Linked DNA regions of Homo sapiens: regions 1, 2, 4, 5, 6 and 7 are each linked to region 3. A link is a contact called in ENCODE Hi-C or POLR2A ChIA-PET data. All regions are on one chromosome and are shown on one strand. Each heading gives the region's core, a stretch centred on a gene start or an enhancer-like site at or near the end of the contact. The rest is flanking DNA. Distances are from core to core; before and after follow the strand shown.

What was found. Hi-C counts contacts between places; a loop is a spot of excess contacts on that map. ChIA-PET counts read pairs that join two places held with the same protein, here RNA polymerase II (POLR2A). Pooled maps may share reads with other maps.
Region 1: a pooled map shows a loop between it and region 3 (15-fold over the local background). The contact joins the promoter of EDEM2 here to the promoter of SCAND1 in region 3. A Hi-C loop is called at or near these places in 1 of 37 single-sample maps with no recorded cell type and 8 of 50 pooled maps. POLR2A ChIA-PET finds 5 or more read pairs at or near these places in 2 of 52 experiments (CD4-positive, alpha-beta T cell and naive thymus-derived CD4-positive, alpha-beta T cell).
Region 2: a loop to region 3 is called in a map of naive thymus-derived CD4-positive, alpha-beta T cell, with 30 times the contacts of the local background. The contact joins the promoter of NDRG3 here to the promoter of SCAND1 in region 3. A Hi-C loop is called at or near these places in 1 of 168 maps with a recorded cell type or tissue (naive thymus-derived CD4-positive, alpha-beta T cell) and 11 of 50 pooled maps. POLR2A ChIA-PET finds 5 or more read pairs at or near these places in 5 of 52 experiments (CD4-positive, alpha-beta memory T cell, MCF 10A, activated CD4-positive, alpha-beta T cell and 2 more).
Region 4: a loop to region 3 is called in a pooled map, with 5 times the contacts of the local background. The contact joins the promoter of SLA2 here to the promoter of SCAND1 in region 3. A Hi-C loop is called at or near these places in 3 of 50 pooled maps. POLR2A ChIA-PET finds 5 or more read pairs at or near these places in 4 of 52 experiments (activated CD4-positive, alpha-beta T cell, activated CD8-positive, alpha-beta memory T cell, activated naive CD4-positive, alpha-beta T cell and 1 more).
Region 5: a loop to region 3 is called in a map of B cell, with 11 times the contacts of the local background. The contact joins the promoter of DSN1 here to the promoter of SCAND1 in region 3. A Hi-C loop is called at or near these places in 2 of 168 maps with a recorded cell type or tissue (B cell and naive thymus-derived CD4-positive, alpha-beta T cell), 1 of 37 single-sample maps with no recorded cell type and 8 of 50 pooled maps. POLR2A ChIA-PET finds 5 or more read pairs at or near these places in 1 of 52 experiments (CD4-positive, alpha-beta T cell).
Region 6: a loop to region 3 is called in a pooled map, with 5 times the contacts of the local background. The contact joins the enhancer-like site here to the promoter of SCAND1 in region 3. A Hi-C loop is called at or near these places in 3 of 37 single-sample maps with no recorded cell type and 7 of 50 pooled maps. POLR2A ChIA-PET finds 5 or more read pairs at or near these places in 3 of 52 experiments (A549, activated B cell and activated naive CD4-positive, alpha-beta T cell).
Region 7: a loop to region 3 is called in a map with no recorded cell type, with 11 times the contacts of the local background. The contact joins the promoter of GSS here to the promoter of SCAND1 in region 3. A Hi-C loop is called at or near these places in 2 of 37 single-sample maps with no recorded cell type and 9 of 50 pooled maps.

What each region holds. Positions count from the first base shown.
Region 1 is chr20:35,145,325-35,148,843 of GRCh38, reverse strand. EDEM2 (ER degradation enhancing alpha-mannosidase like protein 2) reads left to right here and starts at 1,508. Exons shown (of 11, transcript NM_018217.3): 1 at 1,508-1,692; 2 at 1,909-2,019. The coding sequence starts at 1,586. MMP24-AS1-EDEM2 (MMP24-AS1-EDEM2 readthrough) reads left to right here. Exons shown (of 15, transcript NM_001355008.2): 6 at 1,909-2,019. The coding sequence starts at 1,925. RefSeq lists enhancers at 1,345-1,474, 1,723-2,326.
Region 2 is chr20:36,744,392-36,747,974 of GRCh38, reverse strand. NDRG3 (NDRG family member 3) reads left to right here and starts at 1,885. Exons shown (of 16, transcript NM_032013.4): 1 at 1,885-1,930. RefSeq lists enhancers at 1,632-1,731, 1,456-2,422 and silencers at 1,842-2,041, 2,072-2,261.
Region 3 is chr20:35,953,036-35,956,531 of GRCh38, reverse strand. It overlaps SCAND1 (SCAN domain containing 1), which reads left to right and starts at 2,030. Exons shown (of 2, transcript NM_033630.3): 1 at 2,030-2,084; 2 at 2,193-2,908. The coding sequence starts at 2,248. The coding sequence ends at 2,787. It also overlaps a transcript of CNBD2 not described here. RefSeq lists enhancers at 1,463-1,672, 1,773-1,972, 2,053-2,312, 2,433-2,512.
Region 4 is chr20:36,644,462-36,647,677 of GRCh38, reverse strand. SLA2 (Src like adaptor 2) reads left to right here and starts at 1,482. Exons shown (of 8, transcript NM_032214.4): 1 at 1,482-1,841.
Region 5 is chr20:36,771,788-36,775,031 of GRCh38, reverse strand. DSN1 (DSN1 component of MIS12 kinetochore complex) reads left to right here and starts at 1,269. Exons shown (of 11, transcript NM_001145315.2): 1 at 1,269-1,370. RefSeq lists enhancers at 418-964, 924-1,003, 1,014-1,153, 1,284-1,343, 965-1,510.
Region 6 is chr20:36,834,461-36,837,673 of GRCh38, reverse strand. The region is part of intron 2 of MTCL2 (microtubule crosslinking factor 2); the gene reads left to right. Among named protein-coding and RNA genes, the nearest start is that of MTCL2, 27 kb to the left of the region's middle. RefSeq lists a silencer at 1,682-1,971 and an enhancer at 2,202-2,261. Within about 2 kb of position 1,898, at least 35 of the 41 ENCODE cell types and tissues checked have a DNase peak (open chromatin) inside an H3K27ac peak, as active enhancers do.
Region 7 is chr20:34,953,632-34,957,065 of GRCh38, reverse strand. GSS (glutathione synthetase) reads left to right here and starts at 1,260. Exons shown (of 13, transcript NM_000178.4): 1 at 1,260-1,339. It overlaps MYH7B (myosin heavy chain 7B), which reads right to left and starts at 1,198. Exons shown (of 45, transcript NM_020884.7): 1 at 1,059-1,198. RefSeq lists enhancers at 933-1,112, 1,353-1,452.

The DNA of each region.
Region 1 (3,519 bases), core at 259-2,758, 810 kb after region 3:
TCTAAGGTGCTGACCAAATTTTAGAAACTTGGGAATAAGGGGAATGGAGAAATGGATCACAAACCTCCTGAAAGCTATAGTGCCCCAGGGTAGTCATTTGTCTTTTTTTTTTTTTTTTTTTTTTTTTTTTTGATATGGAGTTTTGCTGTTTTGCCCAGGCTGGAGTGGAGTGGCGCGATCCTCGCTCACTGCAACCTCCGCCTTCCGGTTTCAAGCGATTCTCCGGCCTCAGCCTTCCGAGTAGCCGGGATTTACAGGCACCCGCCACCACCCCTGGCTAATTTTTGTATTTTTAGTAAAGACGGGGTTTCACCATGTTGGCCAGGTTGGTCTCTATCTCTTAACCTCAGGTGATCCACGCACCTCAACCTCCCAAAGTGTTGGGATTACAGGCGTGAGCCACCGCGCCCAACCAGGGTATTCATTCTTACCCAAGACATTCTACAGGGCTGACAGGGGTAAAGCTTCCGGTTTGAGATGGAGACTGAAGGGACCATGATTGTGTAACCACATCCCAAATTGGGAGGAGAGAAGTGTCATGAATTCCTAGAACTGACGGGATTTCAGGAAACCTCAAGAGTGACAGCATCGGAAAATGCAAGAGGTTTTAAAAAAAAAAGAGTGGAAGTTTTGGACAAATAAATGTGAGTTGTGTCTTATACAATCAACAAGTAACTGGTTTGGGAAACTCAATATCCCTAAATAAGGGAGCAGACCACCCCTCATATTGTCTTATGCCCAATTTCTGCCTCAAAGAAAATGTAGGAGTTAAAAGAAAGACAGAAGTGAAATCAGTAGTCAGACAGCCCGGCGATGCATTCCAGGCCTGGTAATTAAAGATCGACCCCTCCTGACCTAACCGGTTATATTATCTATAGATTCCAGACATTGTATGGAAAAGCATTGTGAAAATCCCTGTCCTGTTCTGTTCCGTTCTGATTACCGGTGCACCGGTAATCAGTCACGTACCCCCTGCTTGCTCAATCAATCACGACCCTCTCACGCGGACCCCCTTAGAGTTGTAAGCTCTTAAAAGGGACAGGAATTGCTCACTCGGGGAGCTCCGTTTTTGAGAAGTGAGTCAGCTGACGCTCCCGGCCGAATAAAGCTCCTTCCTTCTTTAACCCGGTGTCTGAGGAGTTTTGTCTGCGGCTTGTCCTGCTAGGTAATAATGGTAAAGGCTGAACATTTCTCATGCTTACCCTGCCTTCATACTTAATAAGGTTGTTGAAAAAAATGAATGAGAGAATGCATTTTAAATGCTCCGTACAGTACTAGTACACAATAAGTGCTCAATACATGCTAGCTGTTATTATTAAAACATTAATTAATAACAGTAGTAACAACAGCCACTGACTTTAAGACACGTTGATCAGTGTTGCCGAAACCGTACATCCGAAGTTGCTCTTCGGCCGCGTTTCGCTGCCCATTGCATTCAGGGGCTTGTAGTCCGGAAGTGAGAGGCTGATTTCTCAGCGCGCAGGCGCAGTGGCGCGGATTCCCGGAAGAACCCGCAGCAGCTCCCAGGATGAACTGGTTGCAGTGGCTGCTGCTGCTGCGGGGGCGCTGAGAGGACACGAGCTCTATGCCTTTCCGGCTGCTCATCCCGCTCGGCCTCCTGTGCGCGCTGCTGCCTCAGCACCATGGTGCGCCAGGTCCCGACGGCTCCGCGCCAGATCCCGCCCACTACAGGTGAACTGTGACCCGCCCTTTCGCAGTTGGGGAATGGGAAGCGTGAACCCGGTCCTTTCCCTTTCCGTCCATCCCAGACCCCGACTTGCTCCGACACAGCCGCTAGGTCCCAGGGAGAAATCAGCTAGTGATTCCCACTTTCCGCCCTGTATCTTGTTCTTCCCCCGCTTGTTTTTGTGTTCTTGCCCCATGCCTGATTTCTCGTCCCCCACCCAGGGAGCGAGTCAAGGCCATGTTCTACCACGCCTACGACAGCTACCTGGAGAATGCCTTTCCCTTCGATGAGCTGCGACCTCTCACCTGTGACGGGCACGACACCTGGGGCAGGTAGTGCGAGCGGAGGGGCAAGGGGCGGCCAGGGTCTGACTCTCTGGGCCTCGGCGGGCGGGTCAGCTGGGGCTGGTGGCTTCATGGTCTCCTCACCGGCACCAGAAAGCTCCCAGCTGAGCTAGAGCCGCGCTCCCCGCAATTCTTACTATCACCTCCAGGATCCACTTAGCCTCTCGCAGTGAAAAAAAAAGTCCTGGATTAGCCGGGTGGGCTGGATCGCTGAGCTCAGCCCCAGCAGTAACAGGCATCAGCTGTGGGGACATAGGCAATTTCTGGAGTAACGAGATACCGTGGAAGGGCTCCAAGAATTAGAAAACCCACCCCTTTCATTATGTAGGTGGGCATTCAGATCCAGGAAGGAGTGTGACACTCCTAAAACTTAAGTCTTTGTAGTTGGTGTGCCCCGTGCCTGAAATACACTCCCCATTTTCCTCCCATCACTGGCTGCTGCTTGTCATTCAGATCTCAGCTCAGTATCTTAATACCCCTACGAGTTAGGTGCCATTATCCCTGTTTTACACACGAATGTGCTAAGGTCGGGAGAAATTAAACTCAAAACTTGTGATGGTTTTTATTTTTTTAAGTTGAAACAAAGTAAATACAAATGGCAAATTCAAGTGGTAAAAGATTATATACAATAAATATCTCCCATACCCTAGAATTCCAACTATTAACTTTCCTTTGTATCTGTCCAGAAATATTCTTGGTTTATACCATTATATATATAGATGTGTGTATGTGTATCTTTTTAAAATGAACTTCTTAAAGGCATAATTTACATATAATAAAATACACTCTTTTTTTTTTTTTTTTTTTTTTGAGATGGAGTTTCGCTCTTGTTACCCAGGCTGGAGTGCAATGGCGTGATCTTGGCTCACTTCAAACTCCGCCTCCTGGCTTCAAGCGATTCTCCTGCCTCAGCCTCCCAAGTAGTTGGGATTACAGGAGCCCACCACCACACCCGGCTAATTTTTTTGTGGAGACGGGGTTTTGTCATTTGGCCAGGCTGGTCTTGAACTCCTGACCTCAGGTGATCCACCCACCTAGGCCTCCCAAAGTGCTGGCGGATTACAGGCATGAGCCACTGTGCCCAGCCTACACTCGTTTGAAGTGACCACCATCACAGTCAAGATATGAAACACTTCTGTCACTTTAAAAAGTTCCCTTGTGGCCCTTTATAGTTCATCCCTGCACCACCACTGACCCTAACAATTGCTGTCTGCTTTCTGTCAGCATGTCTTTTTGAAACAGATGGAAACATACTAAACCACCCTGACTTTTTCATTAAAAACAATTCGAATGTCTTTCCATCAGCACATAGAAGTCTTGATAACAATCTTTTTGATAACTCATAGTTTTGCACTGTTTATAACACAGTTTAATCACCCATTAATGGGTGGACAGTTGGGTTCTTTCCAGCCTCTTGCTGTTCTAAGCAATACTGCCATGAACACTCTCAAACAGCTGTTCACTGTGAATTAAATTCCTAGAGGTGAA
Region 2 (3,583 bases), core at 636-3,135, 790 kb before region 3:
AGGATGGTCTCGATTTCCTGACCTCATGATCTGCCCGCCTCAGCCTCCCAAAGTTCTGGGATTACAGGCGTGAGCCACTGCGCCCGGCCATGAATTTTCATTTTATCCTCAATTTCCTCATCTGTAAAATGGGGACAGATTATCTCTCTAAAGATGATTATACCCTCCCCCTTTTTATTTATTACATTGTATTGCATTTTTTGCTTATAAGGATTTCTTCAAACTCAAGAAGTATGTTTTGTGTCTTCAACAGTAAAATACGATAGAACAAAGAAAAATAATACTTACTGAGCTCTAAGCATTTTACATGCATATTATCATTCAGTCTTTGCCACAACCTTGTAACTTCTATTTCTGGGTGTGTGACATAGATGAGGAATTCGGGCATGGAGAGGTGTGGAGAGACTTAATTGTCTAACCAAGGACATAGGGATAAATAGTGGATGGTGAACTAGAACTAATTTGAATTCAGTAAATGTTAACGAACATAAACCATAAAATAAATGGCTGTGCTCAATTAATGTTAGTTTTCCTTCCAACTAAATTCAGTTCAAGAATTGTGCTTGATGAATAACAATATTATTGCTGCCCTCTGAGATGTTTGGTAATATTCATTTGTTCAGTTTGCCTTAATTAAAAGAATATGCTTTTAGTGGCCGGGCGTGGTGGCTCACACCTGTAATCCCAGCACTTTGGGACGCAGAAGCAGGCGGATTGCTTGAGGTCAGGAGTTTGAGACCAGCTTGGCCAACATGGTGAAACCCCATCTCTACTAAAAAAAAAAAAATACAAAAATTACCCAGGCATGGTGGCGCCCGCCTCTAGTCCCAGCTACTTGGGAGGCTGAGGGACTTGGGAACCTGAGCCGAGATGGCGACACTGGCTCGGGTTAAAAGGGCGTGGTGGCTCACACACCTGTAATCCCAGCACTTTGGGAGGCCGAGGCGGGCAGATGACGAGGTCAAGAGATCGAGACCATCCTGGCCAACACGGTGAAAACCCGTCTCTACTAATAATAGAAAAATTAGCCAGGCCCGGTGGCACACGCCTACAGTGCCAGCTACTCGGGAGGCTGAGGCAGGAGAATCGCTTGAACCCAGGAGGCAGAGGTTGCAGTGAGCCGAGATCGCGCTAGTGCACTCCAGCCTGGCGACAGAGTGAGACTCCGTCTCAAAAAACAAAACAAAACAAAACAAAAAAACTTTTAGTCAGTGGTACTTAATGGTAAAGAAATAATAGATAATAAATAGAGGAAGAGTGTGTCCTGTACATTTTGGTGTTAAATTGTTGGGTCATTAAGTTTAATATCTGCAATCATTCTGGGAAAAAAAATTCCATCTCTAATGTTGCATTCAAGAAAGTAGATGATTTGGCTGACGGTTGTAATAGGGGTGATACAATGGAGGACTGGTAATTCGGAGCCCTGAGTCTTGGACTCTAGTTCTTAAATTACTATGTTCATTCACCAAAAATTTACTAAGCTCTTTCCACGTGCCGAGCACTGTGCTAGGCGCCCTGTGACCTTGGGTATGGCTCTAGGTCACCTTAAAAGGAGGATGCCATACCCTGCAAGAGCTCTTAGGGGCTTCATAAGGATGCGACTCAGGGAACTGAGGGAAGCGCTCCAGACGCAGAGCTCAATGGCCCTGCCGCCCAGCGCCTCCAAAATCTGAGATTCTTCTCTGAGGAAACTCCGCAGCAAGAAAAACTACATCAAAGATGGCGCCGCCGGCCTCTCCTGGCTCAGCCACCATCTTCTCGGTAGTTCCCGAGGTGGACGGGCACAGCACTCATGCGCCGCCCTGGCGTCCTCGGCGCGCCTGCGCGGACCGCAGCACCTCCCCCGCCCCTCTCGCCGCCGCCGCCGCCGCCGCCGCCGCCGCCGCCGCCGCCGCTGCTGCTGCACTGACGGCGGGTGCCCGCGCCTCAGGTGAGTGAGCGCCTCCGCCCGGCCCGCGGGGGGCGCGCGGCGCCGCATTCGGGGGCGTCGCTCCTTTGCCCTGCTCCTTCCCCGCATCATCTCCGCGGCACGGCGAGGCCCTGGTGGCCCGTGCTGCTTGCCTCCCCCGTGCCCCCGGGGCCCTCTGCCCCGCCCCGCCCGCCCGCCGGACCCAGGTCAGCCCGGCTTTCCTCGGCCGCTCCCCGCGCCCAGCCCGCCGGCGACAGCGTGTGGGTAGCAAGAGAGCCTCCCTCCGGGCTCAACACCCTGGGTCACAGGGACGCCCCCCGCAGGCGCGAACCCTTCTCTCGCTCTGGCTCTGCAGGCGGCAGAGCTTGGTGGGCCTTGGGGTTGCTCATCCATCTACCTCGCCCGCTCCAAGAGCCCAGATGCTTGGAAGAGGGGCCGTGAGCAGCCCTTGCACCCGTCCGGCCCCAGAGCAGCAGAGGGCATCCTCTAACGGGACCCTACGACTACCCTACCGGGGAGAGGCTTCTTAGCCCCACTTAACAGCCGAGGAAACTGAGGCACGGAAAGGTGAAGTGCCATGCCCAAGGTCACGCAGCTGACAAGTGGCAGGGTCAGCTCTCAACTCAGGGTCTCGGGCTCTCAGGCCAGTGCGGTTGGAATTTGATCTCGTACCTTTGAAAAAATTTTGAAATCACTTGTCATCTCTGAAGTTGCTCTCGAACGTCGTAAAAGTAGGCTGCACAAAAAAGATTTTCTTGTTGTCGGAGTACAATTGAGGTGTTACTGTAATAATAATAGTGTTATTAATATAAGAGCTAACGTTCTTCCACCGCTCGCTGTGTGCCAGGGATCTTGCTAAGCATTTTATTAAGATAACCTCGCATAACCACCTCTGCACTTCCCAATCCAAATGCTTCCCCCTTCCTTGTCATGAAGCCCTTTTTTTCTTCCTGCAGAGCTGGCCTCCCTATCACAGGTAGACTAGGAGCCCCGTGGATTAGGAAGCAGGGAAGCTTTCCTTTGGTGGCTTACTGACAGAACAAGAGTGATCCTTGCCTGCTGGCATCCAGATCACCCCCGCCGCGCCCCCCCCCCCCCTTACCCTGGCCCTCAGGGGATATTATTAGCCTTCCTTTCCTGCCAAGAGAGCAGGACTGGGCTGACTGGGCTAGCTGGGCGGGCTGGACTTGGAGGTGACAGAGCAGATTTGGCTAGCACTCACCTCATTCCGGGGCTTTCTGTCCGAGGCTTTCTGCCTTTGCCCCAAGGTTGGGCTTGAACATTTCAGTATTTAAGATAAAGCAAGAAGAGAAAGAGAACATTGATAGAGTGGTGCTGAATTTAAGAAGCCTCCCATGATTTAAAGTTCCAAATGAACAGCTATAAAAATATGTGAATGTTTCTCCCCCAAAATAACTAGCTCAAACTGTCGTTTTTCTCCCTTAGCAAATCCTCCTCCACATTTCAAAGGCTCCACTAAATCACCACCTTCTCTGTGAAGCCTTCCCTGCTTGATTTTCCCAATTAGAATTACACGTTCACAAAACAGGGTCTTAGCCTCAGTCTTACCCTGCGGACTTCTAGCCCCTTGAGGGCATGGTCCATCTTTGCAGCTCCAGATGCCTGGCTCACAGTAGATCCTTGGTAAGGACTCAGTTAATTTCCACCCCCCCT
Region 3 (3,496 bases), core at 781-3,280:
GCAACAGTAAATGCAAACAACATTCTATTTCAGAGAACCATAGGGAATGGTTGAGATTGAGACCAAATGGGACAGAGTATCTTGTCTAAAGGAAGTCGTCTCTACTCAGTGTCAGCTGATTGTTGACCAGCAGGAATTTGGGTCCAGTGTGGCCAGCTCTTCCGTTTTTTCAAGAAAAATTAGAAATCCAGATTTGCATGTGAAATCTCCCAATTTTTACATGTCAGCAACTAAAAAACATTAAAGGCCCACTGCAACGACTTTCAAGGTTTTCAGGCTATGGAAATGATTTCATGAGGGTCCACTTCTACCCATCCAAAGGAAACATCCTATGGTAGGGGTAAGTTTTATATCAGGGCTAATGGCATGTTAATGGTTGTTAAACCTGCTCCTCCATCCTGCACGGGCTCAAAAGGACTGCAAGGTCATAGAAAACCTTTCATATGAGGCCCCTGTCCTTTGAGGGCCTCAGTTTCCCCTTCTGTAAAATGAGGATATAAAACCTATTTGTGGCCCGGCACGGTGGCTCACGCCTGTAATGCCAGCACTTTGGGAGGCTGAGGAGAGTGGATCACCTGAGGTCAAGAGTTCGAGACCAGTCTGGCCAACACGGTGAAACTCCATCTGTACCAAAAATATAAAATATTAGCCGGGTGTGGTGGTGGGCGCCTGTAATCCCAGCTACTCGGGAGGCGGAGGGAGGAGAATCGCTTGAACCCGGTAGGCGGAGGACTCAGTCTCAAAACAAAAACAAAAACAAAAACAAAACTATTTGTGAGTCAGCTACCAAACAGAAAACCACCTGGCCGAGGGCTGTCAGGGCCACGTGCTTTTACCTACATCATCTCACTGAATTCTCAATTACCTCTGAGAGGTAAGTTCTATTACATCCACATTTTACTGATAAGAAAACAGTAGCTCAGAGATAGCAAGCAGTTTACCTAATAAAAACAAGAGCAAACTTCTTAAAAGCCCTTTCTCTCCAACGGCTTAATTTATTTAATCCTCCTAACAACTCTGAGCTGGGTATCGTCAAAGGGGATTCCACCAAGGTAGCCTCACTCCAACACTCTAACCCAAGGCTGCTCAACAGAAATATAATGTAAACTGCACATGCAATTTAAATGTTTTTAGAAGCTGCATTTAAAAAGTAAAAACACAGGTGAAATTAATAACATTTTTATTTGACCCAATATATGCAAAACATTATATTCCAACATGTAATCAGTATTAAAAAGTATTGAGATAATTTTTACATCAGTTTTTTCGTACTAAGTCCCGTATTTTACAATATAGCACATCTCAATTCGCTATATTTCGAGGGTTATCAACTAGCTACGTTGCAAGAGCTGAGTCAACTCAGGAGGCCAGCGGCCACCATAAGGGGCAATGCATTTAGAGTTCACTTATTAAATGCTGACGTTAACAGAACCCACAGAGCCGCATTTCCCTTGGTTTCGGAGGACACGCGAAAAATAACAACAGCAAAGGGTTCTCGAGCATCTCCTTCGCGCCAGACGGTGTGTTGTACTTTGTCATCGTCGCAGTAAGGCCGGTGCTATCGCCCTCCTAGTTTGACCAAGCGAGAGGACTTTCTCCAGATGGGCCCCTCCCGAGAGAATGGTCGCCGTCCCGCTCTCCTGTTCGGGTCACCACCGGCCGGGCGCCACTCGAACGAGCCCCGGCCAGCCGTCACCCTAATCATTCCCGAAGGAGGGGCCATCAGAGCTACAGCTCATCAGGGTCAATCAGAAGGGGCGCCCGCACGCAAAGGTCACCTGCAAACCGAAGCGGCGCACGGATAAGGTCCGGGACTTGAAGTCTATCTCCAAACATTCAGGCTCCTCCTCCGACTCCTCCTCGAACTGGCGCTCAGAGGCGCCACCATTCGGAAGGAGCCCAGGCCACGCGCAGCTCGCCCTCCCGCACCGCGAGGGCAGCAGCCGCCTCATGCGACTCGAGAACGCTAGAGGGCGCCGCTTCCGGGAGCCCGCAAGCGGCTTCCGGGTGCTCGCGCGCCGACCTGGACGCAGAGAAGCCAGAGACTTTCGCTTCCGGCTGCCGCAGGCGCTTCGCTGGTGCAGGTAAGCTCCGCACACTCTCGGCCGGTCCCGAGTCCGACTCCCTCAAGGGTGACGCGAGCTCTGCCCTTTAACCGGAAACGTCTCCCTGCTCACCCCACCCCCGCGCAGACGCAGTGCTGAGCACACAGCTACCGGACAAAGAGTGACGCCCGGAGCTGGAGTTATGGCGGCTACGGAGCCGATCTTGGCGGCCACTGGGAGTCCCGCGGCGGTGCCACCGGAGAAACTGGAAGGAGCCGGTTCGAGCTCAGCCCCTGAGCGTAACTGTGTGGGCTCCTCGCTGCCAGAGGCCTCACCGCCTGCCCCTGAGCCTTCCAGTCCCAACGCCGCGGTCCCTGAAGCCATCCCTACGCCCCGAGCTGCGGCCTCCGCGGCCCTGGAGCTGCCTCTCGGGCCCGCACCCGTGAGCGTAGCGCCTCAGGCCGAAGCTGAAGCGCGCTCCACACCAGGCCCCGCCGGCTCTAGACTCGGTCCCGAGACGTTCCGCCAGCGTTTCCGGCAGTTCCGCTACCAGGATGCGGCGGGTCCCCGGGAGGCTTTCCGGCAGCTGCGGGAGCTGTCCCGCCAGTGGCTGCGGCCTGACATCCGCACCAAGGAGCAGATCGTGGAGATGCTGGTGCAAGAGCAGCTGCTCGCCATCCTGCCCGAGGCGGCTCGGGCCCGGCGGATCCGCCGCCGCACGGATGTGCGCATCACTGGCTGAGCGGTGGAGCTGCGGGCGGCCAGGGCCGGGCGCTCTGTGCGGACTGGGGCCATGATCGGGCCCGGGGGCCTGAGCCTGGGACCCCACCCCGTGTTAATGAAAAATGAGTTTTGGCAGCGCCTGTGGTCTGGTGTGTCTCTTTCATTCGTTCTTATTGGGTTTATTTTACCAAGCCTGTTTCCTACCGCCTTTCTGGCTGGTGGCGAAACGAAGTTGGGAGTCCGTAACAATAAGGCCTTCGTTGGCTATAGTGGGATCTTTAGATGTTGACTGAACCTAGGTTATCCCTCTACCACACATGGGAAGTTTTTCACCTGGGCTCCCAAGGACCCACTTGGGTTTCTTACACGCAAAATAGCTGGCTCTATTAAATGCTCACTTAACTGGCTACCTCTATACCAATATGGGCACCAACTTGCACCTGCCCTTTGGGTACAGGCTTCCCAAAATGTCCAAGTTACTGGGCCATTTTAATGTGAAGTGTTTACTGCACACCTTCACAGAGATAGGCTAGTTCTTGTGAGCTCTGGCTTATGCCGCCAGGCTTGCTCAACTTCCTTGCCAAATTTTAGGCCTGTGGTAGGAATAAAGCAGAACTAGTTGAAGTAATGGATTATTTACATTACTGAAGCTACTCATTTTAATGTCTCTCCGGCTGGCTCCCTTTTGGTGTTTAAACTAGCATAATCGTTTACAAAGGGAAGAAAGA
Region 4 (3,216 bases), core at 233-2,732, 690 kb before region 3:
GATGTGCGTATCATAAGAAGACGGGCATTACAGTTGTATGGCAGCAGGAGTGGGAAGGTGGGCTCAAGCTCAAGTCCCTCCCTGCCAAGGCCCACATCCCTGAGTGGCTGTCACCCATTCTAACGTCCTGATTAGAACTCTCTTGCAGAAGTGTGCCTCCACTCTGGCTCCTTCAGCTCTGTGTGCCAAGTGCCTACAAGGATAAAAATCAAACCAGCCTTCCCTAGGATCAAAGGAGAACCTGAGCAGGAGTGCTGTAGCTGGCAAGGCCCCAGAAAGGGCTGCATGGGCTGAGCTGGAGTCAGGAATCATTTCAGTGCAGTGGGCCCTTTGTCTCCAAGAGTACTAATCCCCCTAATGGGGAAGCAGCGAGAGGGTGTGGTTAAATCTTAATGAAGAGTGGGACTGAAGGTAACACACTGATCAAAGACAATTCAGCCAGAGTCAGATTCTTTATCCTAGACCAGTGATTCTCAAGCTTGGGCATGGACTGTGGCTCATGCTTGTAATCCCAACACTTAGGGAGGTGGAAGTGGGAGGAACAATTGAGGCCAGGAGTTTGAGATTAGATGGAGCAGCACAGTGAAACCTCATCTGTACAAAAAAAATTTAAAATTAGCCAGGAGTGCTGGTGCACACCTGTAGTCCTAGCTACTCAAGGCTGAGAAGGGAGGATTACTTGAGCCTGGGTCAAGGCTGCACTAAGCTATGATTGTGCCACTGCACTCTATCCTGGGTGACAAAGCAAGACCCTGTAAAAAAAAAAAAAAAAAAAAAAAAAAAAAAATCAAGCCTGGGCATGCATCGGAATCACCTGGAGGCATGAAAACAGATTGCTGGGCCTACCTCCAGAGTATGATTCCATAGATCTGGGATGCGGCCTGAGAATTTGCATGTCTAACAAATTCCCGCTGAGGCTGCTGGTCTAGGGACCATACTTGGAGACCACTGTCCAGATACTGCTGCTATTCAAAGTGTGGTCCCCAGACTGGCAACATGGGGGTCACCTGGGAGCGTATTAGAAATGCAAAATACTGAACTCTGCCCCAGACCTTCTGAATCAGAGCCTGCAGTGCAACAAGATCCCCAGGTGATTCCTATACACATTAAAGGCTGAGAAGGCAGTGCTTCCCACACTCGTCAGTCAAGGGAATCTCCTGCAGGGTTTAAAATTTAGATTCCTGGGCTCCCTATCTGGAGACTTGGATTTAGAAAGTTTGGGAGATCCCAGAAATTGCTACAATTAAGTCCCGCTGAGTGATTATTATGGTCAGGCCAGCATGGGAACTCCGGCTCATTTTCCTCAGTCCTGTGTTCCTTGGACAAGACTAAGCCACAAAGCCAGAGAAAAACCTTTTGCTCCACGATCATGACAAGGCAGCAGCTGCTCCCCTAGAAACAGGAACTTGGGGAAGGTGGCTCCTCGACGGTCTGTGATGCCGTCAGAGGAAACGGGTGGTTGTGAGAACCACAGAGTCTGCAGTCGGAGCTAGAGCTCCAAGGACCCCACGCCTGTGTCTCTGTGACAGAGCTCAAAGGGCCCTGGGCCTTCCCTCCCTGGCTCGGCTGTGCTTGGGAGGGTTCCCCAGTCCAGAATCCCTAAGGAGCATGGGGCAGCTGATCCATCCCTGGTGTACAAACTGCTGACTGCAGACAGATGCTGAGCTACCCAAACCAACACCTAGCCTCTCCCTGAAGATCCTCCCAGGCTGAGAGAGTTCTGGGTGTCCTAGGACCAAGGACACTGGCAGACTTCCAGAAGGGCCCCCAAAGCCCTAACCTGTCCAGCCAGAGCATGCGTCTCAGCAGAGCTGTCTTCCCAAGCCTTTGATGACAAACCAGTAAGTATGCTTGCTTTTGTTCTTGGATGGCCTGGAGACAGGTGAGGAAGAATGGTCTCCCCTGCCCCGACTGGGACTGGGCTTTATTTGCTGTTGGGAAAAAAACAAGCTCAAGGAGAAGGGGGAGTGGTTCTACTGAGGCTGTAAAGAGGGGTGGTTTCTGGGGGTCCCAGAAGAACCAAGACTCACCTGCTCCACCTTTGACCTCCTCTTGGAGCTTACGCTCTTCCGTGCAGCTTGTCTTCACGCCCGTCCTAGTCCCATCTCAGGTGCGCACTTGCTGTGTGACTTTGGGCCCCTCTCTGCGCTGCAGTCAGACTCCAAAGTCAGGAACGTGAGGGCTACCATCTCTCAAGACATTTCAGCTGTAGAGCCTACAGTGCACTCTCACTCTCAAAGGGGTGATATTTCTCAATTGGAAGAGAGGGAGAGGTCTCCCTTTAACTCAATCCAAATTCATTTTTTTTTTTGAGTTGGGGTCTCATTCTGTTACCCAGGCTGGAGTGCAGCGGCGTAATTATGACTAACTATAGACTTGAACCACTGGGCTCAAGTGATCCTCCTGCCTTAGCCTCCCAAGTAGCTGAGACTACAGGCATGTACCACCATGCCCAGCTAATTCGTTATATTTTTGTAGAGATGGCAGGCGGTGGTGGGGGTGGGGGTGGGGGTTCTCACTATGTTGCCCAGGCTGGTCTCGAACTCCTGGCCTCAAGCAATCCTCCTGTCTCAGCCTCCTAAATTGCTGGGATTACAGGCATGAGCCACTGTGCCTGGCCAAATTCATCACTCTTACCCCCACTGCTGAAAAATGATCTTCAGAAGCACAAAATACACATGATGGCAGGCCCAGTCCTGCACGAATGGGCTACATGAACAGAATCACATGGTTGTCCTCTCAGGGACTTGGTCACTGTATCTGAAATGGGACCCAAGTGAGATACTGAAAAAAAAAAAAAAAAAAAAAACACAATATTCTGGGCAGCGTGCTCATCTCGGCTGCCGTTGACTAACTTTTTCCTTTCACCCGATGCCTCATGTCCTCCGGAAAGTGCCTGGCACATAGTAAGTTTTTCAAAAATTTGTAGAGTTAATGATTTGATGCTGTCTTACAAAATGTGCGGCTAATACTCTGCCTCCTCCTAGGCTGGCCCATTGTATGGTCTTTATTTTGCCCCCAGGGGCTTATTGGCCTTGACCTGACCAAGTCCTTGACCAGGTGAAGGGAGCTGCAGAGACTTTGGGGAGGCTTTCAGCCTGAGTACAGCTCCCCTGTCTCCATCTGCCTTTGGGCCCAGCCCCCAGCTCCACCTGCGGCAGGAAGGAGTCTCTCAGTTTATTGCAGGTGGTAACTGTGGTCTTCCTGAAGGAGGGG
Region 5 (3,244 bases), core at 20-2,519, 820 kb before region 3:
AAGCAGCCCGCTCTCTGGAGCCTCCTAGACCAGCATGGGATAGTGGAGCAGGAACAGATTGGGCTCCTGGGAGCACAGAAAGGACAGTTGGTTTTCAGCCTAAGGCCAGAGAGAATGCTTGGAGAGAAATCAATCATTCCTTAGCTGAGGCTTAAAATTCGAGGATGTGGCCGGGCGCAGTGGCTCATGCCTGTAATCCCAGCTCTTTGGGAGGCCGAAGTGGGTGGATCACTTGAGGTCAGGAGTTCGCGACCAGCCTGGCCAACATTTTTAGTGGCCGTCTCTACTAAAAATACAAAAATTAGCCAGGCGTGGTGGTGGGCGCCTGTAATCCCAGCTACTCGGGAGGCTGAGGCAGGAGAATCGCTTGAACCCGAACCCGGGAGGCGGAGGTTGCCGGGAGCCGAGATCGCGCCACTGCACTCTAGCCTGGGCGACAGAGCGAGACTCCGTCTCAAAATACAAAAAAATTGGAGGATGTAGCTAGGAAAAGCAGGGAAAGCCTTCCCAGGCAGAGGGAACAGCGCCTGGGAATATAGCGCCTCAAAGGGCATCTGATGCCCTGTCCCCGTCCTACCCCTAAGGACCAGCCCGACCTGCCGCACCCCCCGACCCCGACTAAGGACACTGCGACCACTTGGGGGCGCTGCGACCTCCTCCCGGGTGAAATGAAACCCGAGGGCAGGCCCCCACCCACCAAGCAAGTAAAGCAAGCCGTTTGAGGGAGTGGCCTGGAAATGAGAGAGAAAAAGTCCTAGAGCAGGAGTGGGATAGACTGTGAGGCAAACTGAGCTCAGAGCTCCAGTCCACCCTGGGGAGAGTCACGGTCCACATTTTGGGAGTTAAGGAGATAAAGGGAGTGGGAACCAGAGCCTAGCGACGGGGACAGGGCATCAGATGCCCTTTGAGGCGCTGTATTCCTCCGGCAAGAATCTCTCCGGGCCTCTGTTTCCCCCATCTTAGATGGGCTCTGGGGCCGTCGGGCGCAAAAGGACACGATAGTGTGGCGGGTCCCGGAAAGGGACTCCCGGGCGGGGTGTTGCGGGGAGGTGGTGACGTGGCCAGACAGGACCTAAAGGACTTGGACTAGAGGAGCGGAGCTGGCAGGAGCGTTGGACGGCGGTGTACGCATGCGCGTCGGGCGGCGGTGTACGCATGTGCATCGCCGGAGGCAGGCGTTCTGCGCGCGCGTGCCCGAGAAACTGACGGCCGCGCATGCGCCCTTGGTTGGCGGGAGTTTCGGAGGCGGTGACCGTGACGTAGAAGGTGGAGACCGCTTCACCCTGATCAGGGAGTATCGGCTGCGGGTGCGCAAGGCGTCCAGGAGTGACCTGGGGCTGTGGAGAGCGACCCGTGGCCTTGTGTTTCAGGTACGGAGGTTCCGGACTGGACGGGCGTCAGGAAGTCACAGACTTGTCCTCTGATGTGGCCCCGCCCGCCGCCGCACTAATCTCTTCGGCGTCGTACCCGTCGGCCCAGCTCGACCCGCCGCAGCCCCGGCCCCGACCGTGGACACTGGGGGTCCCCGAGGGCGCTGCGACCTCCTCCCGGGTGAAATGAAACCCGAGGGCAGTCCCCCTTACCGACCCCATTAGAGACGTATCTGCCGTGCCAGGGGTCTAGGCTCCAGAAACAGGGGTGAGGACTGGGTAGAGGGCTGGGGTTCGAATTGCCCCTGTGCCCCCAGGCTGGCTGTGTCACAAGCTTGGGCCAGGCTTTTTGCCCCTCTGAACCTCAGTTCCCCTGTCTGCAAAGTGGAGTTAATGGTGCTTACGGAGTTGTGGAAGGGATTAAGTGGAATAACGATGCAAGTAAAGCGCTTACATAGCACAGGTCCTAGCACAGAATAAGCGTTTAACAGTTGACAGTTGTTGCTTTTCTAAGCCTGGATCTGTGTGATACAGTCGTTATTATCCAAGCCTGGATTTGTGTGATATTGTCATAAGGACCGTGGGGGATTCAGATCCTTGACCGAGCCCTCCTTGTTATCTTTTCCTTTTTGTCCCTCTGCATATATTCATATCTTTTTACTTAGCACCCCCCACAGACAGATTTCTGCTGGGAGGGAGGGGACGATGAAGAGATGCCTAGGTGACATCCCTGCCTTCCAGGCAGTTGTTCCTGACAGTCACTAGGAATACAAATACAGCCTGGCTGGGGAGACAGACATGTAAACAGATTTTATAGCCAATGCTACGAAGGCCAAGGGGCATAACCACCAACTCTGCCAAAGATAAGTGATGTGAAAGCTTCATATTTGAGCCAGGTTGGGAAGGATGAATAAGTTTAACAGGTAGAAGGACAGATATGTGCAAAGATTCAGAAGTAGTACAGGGAATAGGACTGGGAGGAGAGAGCAGGAATGGGTAAATTGGGACTAGTTTACCTGAGGTGTTGACTACACTTTGGAAAAGTCCCGGCAACTGTCTGAAGAATAGACTGGGCCGGGTGTGGTGGCTCAGGCCTGTAATCCCAGCACTTTGGGAGGCTGAGGCCGGGCGGATCACCTGAGGTCAAGAGTTCGAGACCAGCCTGGCCAATATGGGGAAACCCCATCGCTACTAAAAATACAAAAATTAGCCAGGTGTGGTGGCAGGCACCTGTAATCCCAGCTACTCAGGAAGCTGAGGCAGGAGAATTGCTTGAACCTGGGAGGTGAAAGTTGCAGTGAGCCGAGACTGCGCCACTGCACTCCAGCCTTGGCGACAGAGTGAGATTCCACCTCAAAAAAAAACAAAAACAAAGAATAGACTGGAGACGGGCCGTTGGAGGTAGAAAAACTAGTGGAGAGACTATTAAGATAGTGGGAGGGACCAGAAATTATGAGACCTGAACTAAACTAGTAACAGTGAGGCTGGGCGTGGTGGCTCACGCCTGTAATCCCAGACTTTGGGAGGCCTAGGCTGGTGGATCACTTGAGGCCAGGAGTTTGAGACCAGCCTGGCCAACATGGGGAAACCCCATCTCTACTAAAAATGCAAAAATTAGCCAGGTATGGTGGTGCATTCCTGTAATCCCAGCTACTCAGGAGGCTGAGGCAGGAGAATCACCTGAACTGGGGAGGAGGAGGTTGCAGTGAGCCAAGATTGTGCTACTGTACTCCAGCCTGGGCAACAGAGCAAGACCCTGTCTCAAAATAATAAATAAACTAGTAACAGTGAGAATGGAGAAAAGATTTAGAGACTGTTTATAAAACAGTTAGGACTTTGGATCTGGAGAACTAAGAATAAGAAGTAATGGATGA
Region 6 (3,213 bases), core at 649-3,148, 880 kb before region 3:
CCCGGGAGGCGGAGGTTGCAGTGAGCTGAGATCGCGCCACTGCACTCCAGCCAGGGTGACAGAGTGAGACTCCGTCTCAAAAATAATAATAATAATAATAATAATAATAATAATAATAATAATAATGTGGGTAAAATGCCAGCATAAGGACTCAAAAATGTTAGCTATCATTATTTCCATTTTCTTGATGAAGAATCTGAGGTTCAGAGAAAAGCAATACCTGCCGAAGGTCAAGGGGCGCTCAGTGTGTTGGTGGCAGAGCCCAGGCTCATGAGCCTCCCAAGCCTCCAGCTTGGCCTCACTGCTCTCTGCTTCAGGAAGCAGGGGAAGGGTGGGTGGGAGGTTGGCAGGTGGGATGTCCCCCTGCCTGTCTTCGGAAGCTCTGGTCTGGTGGTGAGAACTCCAGGGCCCCCAGGCCCGGCCCTCTGCCCTCAGAACTCAGCCCAGTGTGATCTGGTGACACGAGGAGCTGGGATGGGGCCCTAGGGAGGCTTCCTGCAGGGGTGACTTCTGAGTGAAGGCCCAAGGGAGAAGTGGGCCTGAGCCAGGAAGGGGGAAAGAGGAAGGTGGCAGAAGATGGCTCCTGTGAGGACCCAGGGGAGCGGCAGGATGCGAGTCAGCCACACACTTACCTGGGGAGAAGTCCCTTCTGTTGGAAGACACTGGCAAACTCAAGCCCTATAGCCTTTCCAGTGGAATATAAAAGAAAAACCTTTGTTAAGGGACCAGGGAGAGCCATGGTTTCAAAGGCCAGCAGAACCAGGGGAGGTAAACAGGAGTGCCTGTTCCAGGAAGCTGCTGGCGCCCCCTGTGGTCTTGTTGGTGCACAATGGGATTGTAGTGCTGTCCTACACATGAGGCAACCAATGGTTGTGTCTCCGCCAGAGGTGGAGGCTCATGCCTGTAATCCCAGAATCCCAGCGCTTTGGGAGGCTGAAGTGGGAGGATCGCTAGAGGCCAATAGTTGGAAATCAGGCTGGGCAACATAGCAAGACCCTATCTCTACAAAAAAATAAAAAAAATTAGCAGAGGCTGGGGGTGGTGGCTCACACCTGTAATCCTAGCACTTTGGCAGGCCGAGGCGGATGGATCACCTGAGGTCAGGAGTTCGAGACCAGCCTGGCCAACATGGTGAAACCCCGGCTCTACTAAAAATACAAAATGAGCCGGGTGTGGTGGTACACGCCTGTACTCCCAGCTACTCAGGAGGCTGAGGCAGATGAATCGCTTGAACCTGGGAGGCCGAGGTTGCAGTGAGCTCACACCATTGCAGTCCAGCCTGGGTGACAGAGTGAAACTCTGTCTCAAAAAAAAAAAAAAAAAAAAAAAAAATTAGCTGGGCGTGGTGGCAAGTGCCTATAGTCCCAGCTATATGGGAGGCCAAGGCCAGAGGATTGCTTGAGTCCAGGAGTTAAAGGTTTCAGTGAGCTATGATTGCAGCACTGCACTCCAGCCTGGGCGACAGAGCGACAAGGTCTCTCTCTAAAAGAAAAAAAAGAATGAGTTAGTTTCCAAGTTCAAAGCGTACCTCTACTTGACAGGGCAGCTCCCGGGCATATTCAGATTCCAATCACTGGGTTGGGAGGGGTGGGGGGTGGTGGGGGAAGGCAGTAGGGAGGAGATGGGGAGGGGGAGGGAATAGCTGGAGAAGCTCAGAGGAATCTGCGTTTGGGCATATAGTGGAGGATTTCTGGGAGGGACACAAAAAAATGTCAGACTTCAGAAAGATGAGGAAGAGGCGGAGGAGAGGCTGGGACCTGGAGCTAGCTGCCGGCTGCGGCGCCTCCGTGGGTGGAGCTAGAGCAGCGGCGGCGGCGGCGGGGAGGCGGGTGTGGGGAGCGGGTGTGTGGCTCTCCGGAGTCTGGGCGGAGAGGAGGGGCCGTTTCTGTTGGGGTTTGAATTAGCCAATCAGCATCCCTCTTGCCCTTCCCTCCCTCCTCTCCCCACGCTGCAGCTGGAGCGCTGAGCTCATCTGCGGGCCTGGGGCCTGAGCTGGATGGACACCTCTGGCCACCACCCTGAGCCCCATGTGCTGGGGTCGTTCTGGGGGGTTTTGGGAAGTTATCAGAATGCTGCTTTCCCTGGCATCGTCTTGGAGGGCTTGATGGACCCGAGTGGGGAGGGGGCGGGCGCTGCCTAGGAGGGTACCTCTGGGACTTCCCCAACTTGCTCTGCCAGCTCCGTGGTCCATGCCCTGACTTGCCCCTACCGCTTGGTGCCTCATTTTCCCCTTCTGTTAAATGTGGCTTTTGACCAGCTGAATCCTCAGGGCTTTTGAGCTCCTGTGGTTTTATGGAGCAGAGGGGTATTGGTGGGGTGGGGTGGGGGGTCATGAATAAAACCACAGGCCTCAGTGCCCCCCCCCAACCCCCAGCTCTCCCTCTCTGCTGGTCCTCACCGTTGACAGGACCTACAGAACCTCGGTGGGGCCTTTGCCCAGCATGAGGAGGGCAAGGTCACGGGGCGGAGAGCTGCTGTGCCACGTTTGCTGTGTGGCCTTGGGTAAGTTCCTTCACATCTCTGAGCTTGTTTCCTCATGGAAAATGGAGATAAAATGAGTCCCTCCCTCTAGAGGTTTTTGTGAGGATAAAATGAAATAATTCAAGTGAAGAGAGTATTAAATACTAGGTCTGGAAATAAACATGTATTGGTTGTGGTTTTCTTTTTCTTTTTTTTTTTAAGGCAGGGTCTCACTCTGTCACCCAGGCTGGAGTGCAGTGGTGTGATCTCAGCAACCTCTGCCTCCTGGGTTCCAGCAATTCTCCTACCTCAGCCTCCCAAGTAGCTGGGATTACAGGCATGCGCCACCATGTCCAGCTAATTTTCGTATTTTTAGTAGAGATGGGGTTTCTCTGTGTTGGCCAGGCTGGTCTCTAACTCCTGACCTCAGGTGATCTACCCACGTCGGCCTCCCAAAGTGCTGGGATTACAGGTGTGAGCCACCATGCCTGGTCTGGTTGTGGTTTTCTTATTGCTGAGAAGAACTCACACAGCAAGTATAAGTTCTTCTGAGCAATACATCAGTAGGACTACTAGTAGTAGTAGGCTAGTAGGACTGGTTGGTAGTAGTAGTAGACTAGTAGTCTGGGGGCGAGGGTAGGCCAGGATCTCAGCCTCCCAGGGTGGATAAAAATCACCAGGAGGGCTTGTTCACAACATACATTCCCAGGACCCGTGAGGAGCTGAGACCGGATACAAGGAGGTCAGGTCCAG
Region 7 (3,434 bases), core at 11-2,510, 1.0 Mb after region 3:
TGTTTTGTTTTTAGGACAGGGTCTCACGCTGTCACCCAGGCAGGAGTGCTGCAGCGTGATCTCAGCTCACAGCAGCCTCCGTCTCCGGGGCTCAAGAATTCTCACGCCGCAGCCTCCCGAGTAGCTGGGATTACAGGCACGGGCCAACACACCCGGCTAATTCTTGTATTTCTAGTAGAGACGGGGTTTCGCCATGTTGCCCAGCCTGGTCTCCAACTCCTGAGCTCAAGTAATCCACCTGCCTCGGCCTCTCAAAGTGCTGGGATTACAGGTCTGAGCCACTGCACCCAGCCAGCCTTTGCTGCTTTTGTTCCTGCAATTTGGAACACTGTCCCCATCCCAGCCTCTCACCTCTACCCCTACCTCCTTCACTACCTATACCTTCCTATCCATCCTTCAAGACCCCAAAAACCATCCCTGATTCCTTCAGAAAGGCAGTTTATTGCCTATCTTATCAGACTGAAAGCAGTGGCTGTGTCTTATTTATGGTTAATTCCCTAGAAGCTGGACTGATACATTCCATTTAACTAAAATTCGTATCAGGTGCTTCGGACTGCAGACAAGCCTATCACAACCCAGAAGGAAGAAACAGGGAAGGCACCTGGGGGCTGCCAAGCAATGAGGTGGGGGGTAGGAATCATGAATCCGCATATTTTTAAAAACTGCCCCAGATCCTGATGTAAACGGTACAAGAGAGTCTGAGAAACACAGGGCTCCCCTCAAACAGTCCTGACTTCAGCATTCCTGGAAAAATGAAAATCCTTTCCTTTTGCCTCTAATGCTTTCCCTGCTGGTATCCCAGGTTAAAAAAAAATAGATAAAATCAGGGGGATTTTTCTGGGACTTGGCTGGGCTGGGAAACAAGCCTGGGTTCTAATACAGGCTCAGCCCCTGACGTACTATGGGCCCCTGCCCCTCCTTGGGGCCTCCATTACCACGGCCACCCCCACCCTTATCAATTGTGTGCCCCTGAGGTAGTGACTGTCCCGCTCTGAGCATTAGTTTCCCCATCTTCCACTAGTCGTCGTCAGCTCTGACGCTCTATGAGCTATGCATACCCGTAGCTCCCCGCCGACCCCGATGGTCCCCTCCCCTCCTTCCCAAGGTCCATCCGCCAGGGTGCAGCCGACGCACTCCTAATGCTAAGGCCGCCCTCTCATCGACCGCCCCTTCCTGGCCTCGACTCAGCGCCAAAGGTATGGGTCTCTGCCCCGCCTGCTCTTTAAGCCTAGCCGGGGCGGTCAGCGCAAGCGCACTGGGTCGCATCGAGGCCCCGCCCCCTGAGCCTGGGTAGCGGCGCGAGGGCCGGGAGAACCGTTCGCGGAGGAAAGGCGAACTAGTAGGTTGGGGCGGCCACGGCGGCCGGCATGGGTCACGTTTCCTCGGGAGGAACGATGTGAGGGAGGGGTCTGGCAAGAGATTGGAATTCCGGAGGCCGGGAGACCTTGTGGCTGAAACCCTTCGTAGGAGCGGGGCAACTAGTGTCTAGTGAGGGGGTTGGGCTGGCGCGCACTGATCCCAGACTTTCCGGATCTTCTGCCTTTAGATCGGGCCGGTGTCGGGGCATGTAGGCCAGTGAGACTGGAGCCAGTTAGAGCTACAACGGGGAGCGATTAGGGCCAAACTTTGTCCAGGGTGGAAGCGAGCGGGCCCGTGAAGTGGGGCCAGCCTGGGCAGCCGACCGTGTCGTTGCCTCGGGGCCTTTCCAGGCACTGGCCTAAGTCCTGGCGATAAAGTGCGACCGATTTCCTTGTGGGCGTTTTGAGGCTTTCGGTGATCTGACCCGTCTGTCATTCATTCTTCATTCATTCATGTGATGAATGAATACAGTACTAAGCGCGGCTAATTACTAGGTAGAGAAGTGATCAAGACAAACACTGTTCCTACGGTACAGGGAAAAGTGATGGGCTGTAGAATGTAGAAGCCCGGGGCGGAGAACAGGGACAGCTTCCGGAACGAAATCGCGAGCCCAGATCAGGAGTGGTGGCGAGAGTTCCAAAGAGAAGACAGCACGTGCCAAGTCCTGGAAGGGGGACAGAGGCCAACATATCCTGGTCACTGAAGACACCTGACTCTGAATCTGTTTCACGCCCAGGGAAGAGATGACAGTGGCCGGGGCTAGGCTACAAACTCTGGAAATGGAGATAAATAAAGGAATTCAAAGTACTATATACTTAGGCAGCAAAATCCATAGGATTTGGGGAGAGTGAGATGTAGGAAACAAGTACTCAAGGCTTGGGTACCTGGGTGGGGTTCATCAGAGAAGAAGCAGATTTGTGGGAGACAACAACAAATTCTATTCTGGTTGTATGGAGACTCGCAGGAAAAAATTGGATATTCTAGTTTGAAGGTAGGAAAGTATTGCTGTGAAGATGTAGATTTGAATGTCATCAGCAAAACATAAATAAAGCCAAGGGAGGGTTGAGGCTGTAGAATGAGAAAAACAAAGGGCCCACTTAGCACCTTCATCTGATTTCTTTTCTTTCTTTCTTTTTTTCTTTTTTTTTTTTTTTGACAGAGCTTTGCTCTTGTTGCCCAGGCTGGAGTGCAATGGCACGATCTCGGCTCACTACAACCTCCACCTCCTGGGTTCAAGCTATTCTCCTGCCTCAGCCTCCCAAGTAGCTCGGATTACAGGCATGCGCCACCAGGCCCGGCTAATTTTGTATTTTTAGTAGAGATGGGGTTTCTCCATGTTGGTGAGGCTGGTCTCGAACTCCCGACCTCGGGTGATCCGCCTGCCTCGGCCTCACAAAGTGCTGGGATTACACGAGTGAGCCACCACACCTGGCCCATGGTGATTATCTTTATGTCTTATCCTCCTCCATATCCCCAGTACCTAGTCAAGGGAGTGGCATTAAATGCAAATCAGTGTTTGCCAACTAAATAAAAGCCCAACAGCAAACAGATGTTGGAATTTCAGAGTTGTGGAACGATGGGGGCTCATGGAGGGTTTCATTACTCTAATGTCAAGGTAATGGGTTCTTGTCCTGGCTCTGCCACTAGGCTTCTGTGTGACCTCTGACAAGTCTCCTCCTACCTATAAAGAGAGTACAGCCAAAAAATGGTCTCATGTATAGAGCTTCAAACACTGCTGATAAATTTCACACTGATTTTTCTCTTTTAATCCACACAGCAATCTTACTTGAAAGGGAAGTCGGCTGGGCGGGGTGGCTCACGCCTGTAATCCCAGCACTTTGGGAGGCCGAGAGTGGGGGATCACGAGATCGAGACCATCCTGGCTAACACGGTGAAACCCCGTCTCTACTAAAAATACAAAAAATTAGCCGGGCATGGTGGCAGGTGCCTGTAGTCCCAGCTACTCGGGAGGCTGAGGCAGGAGAATGGCATGAACCCAGGAGGCGGAGCTTGCAGTGAGCCGAGATCGTGCGGCTGCACTCCAGCCTGGGCGACAGAGCCAGACTCCGTCAAAA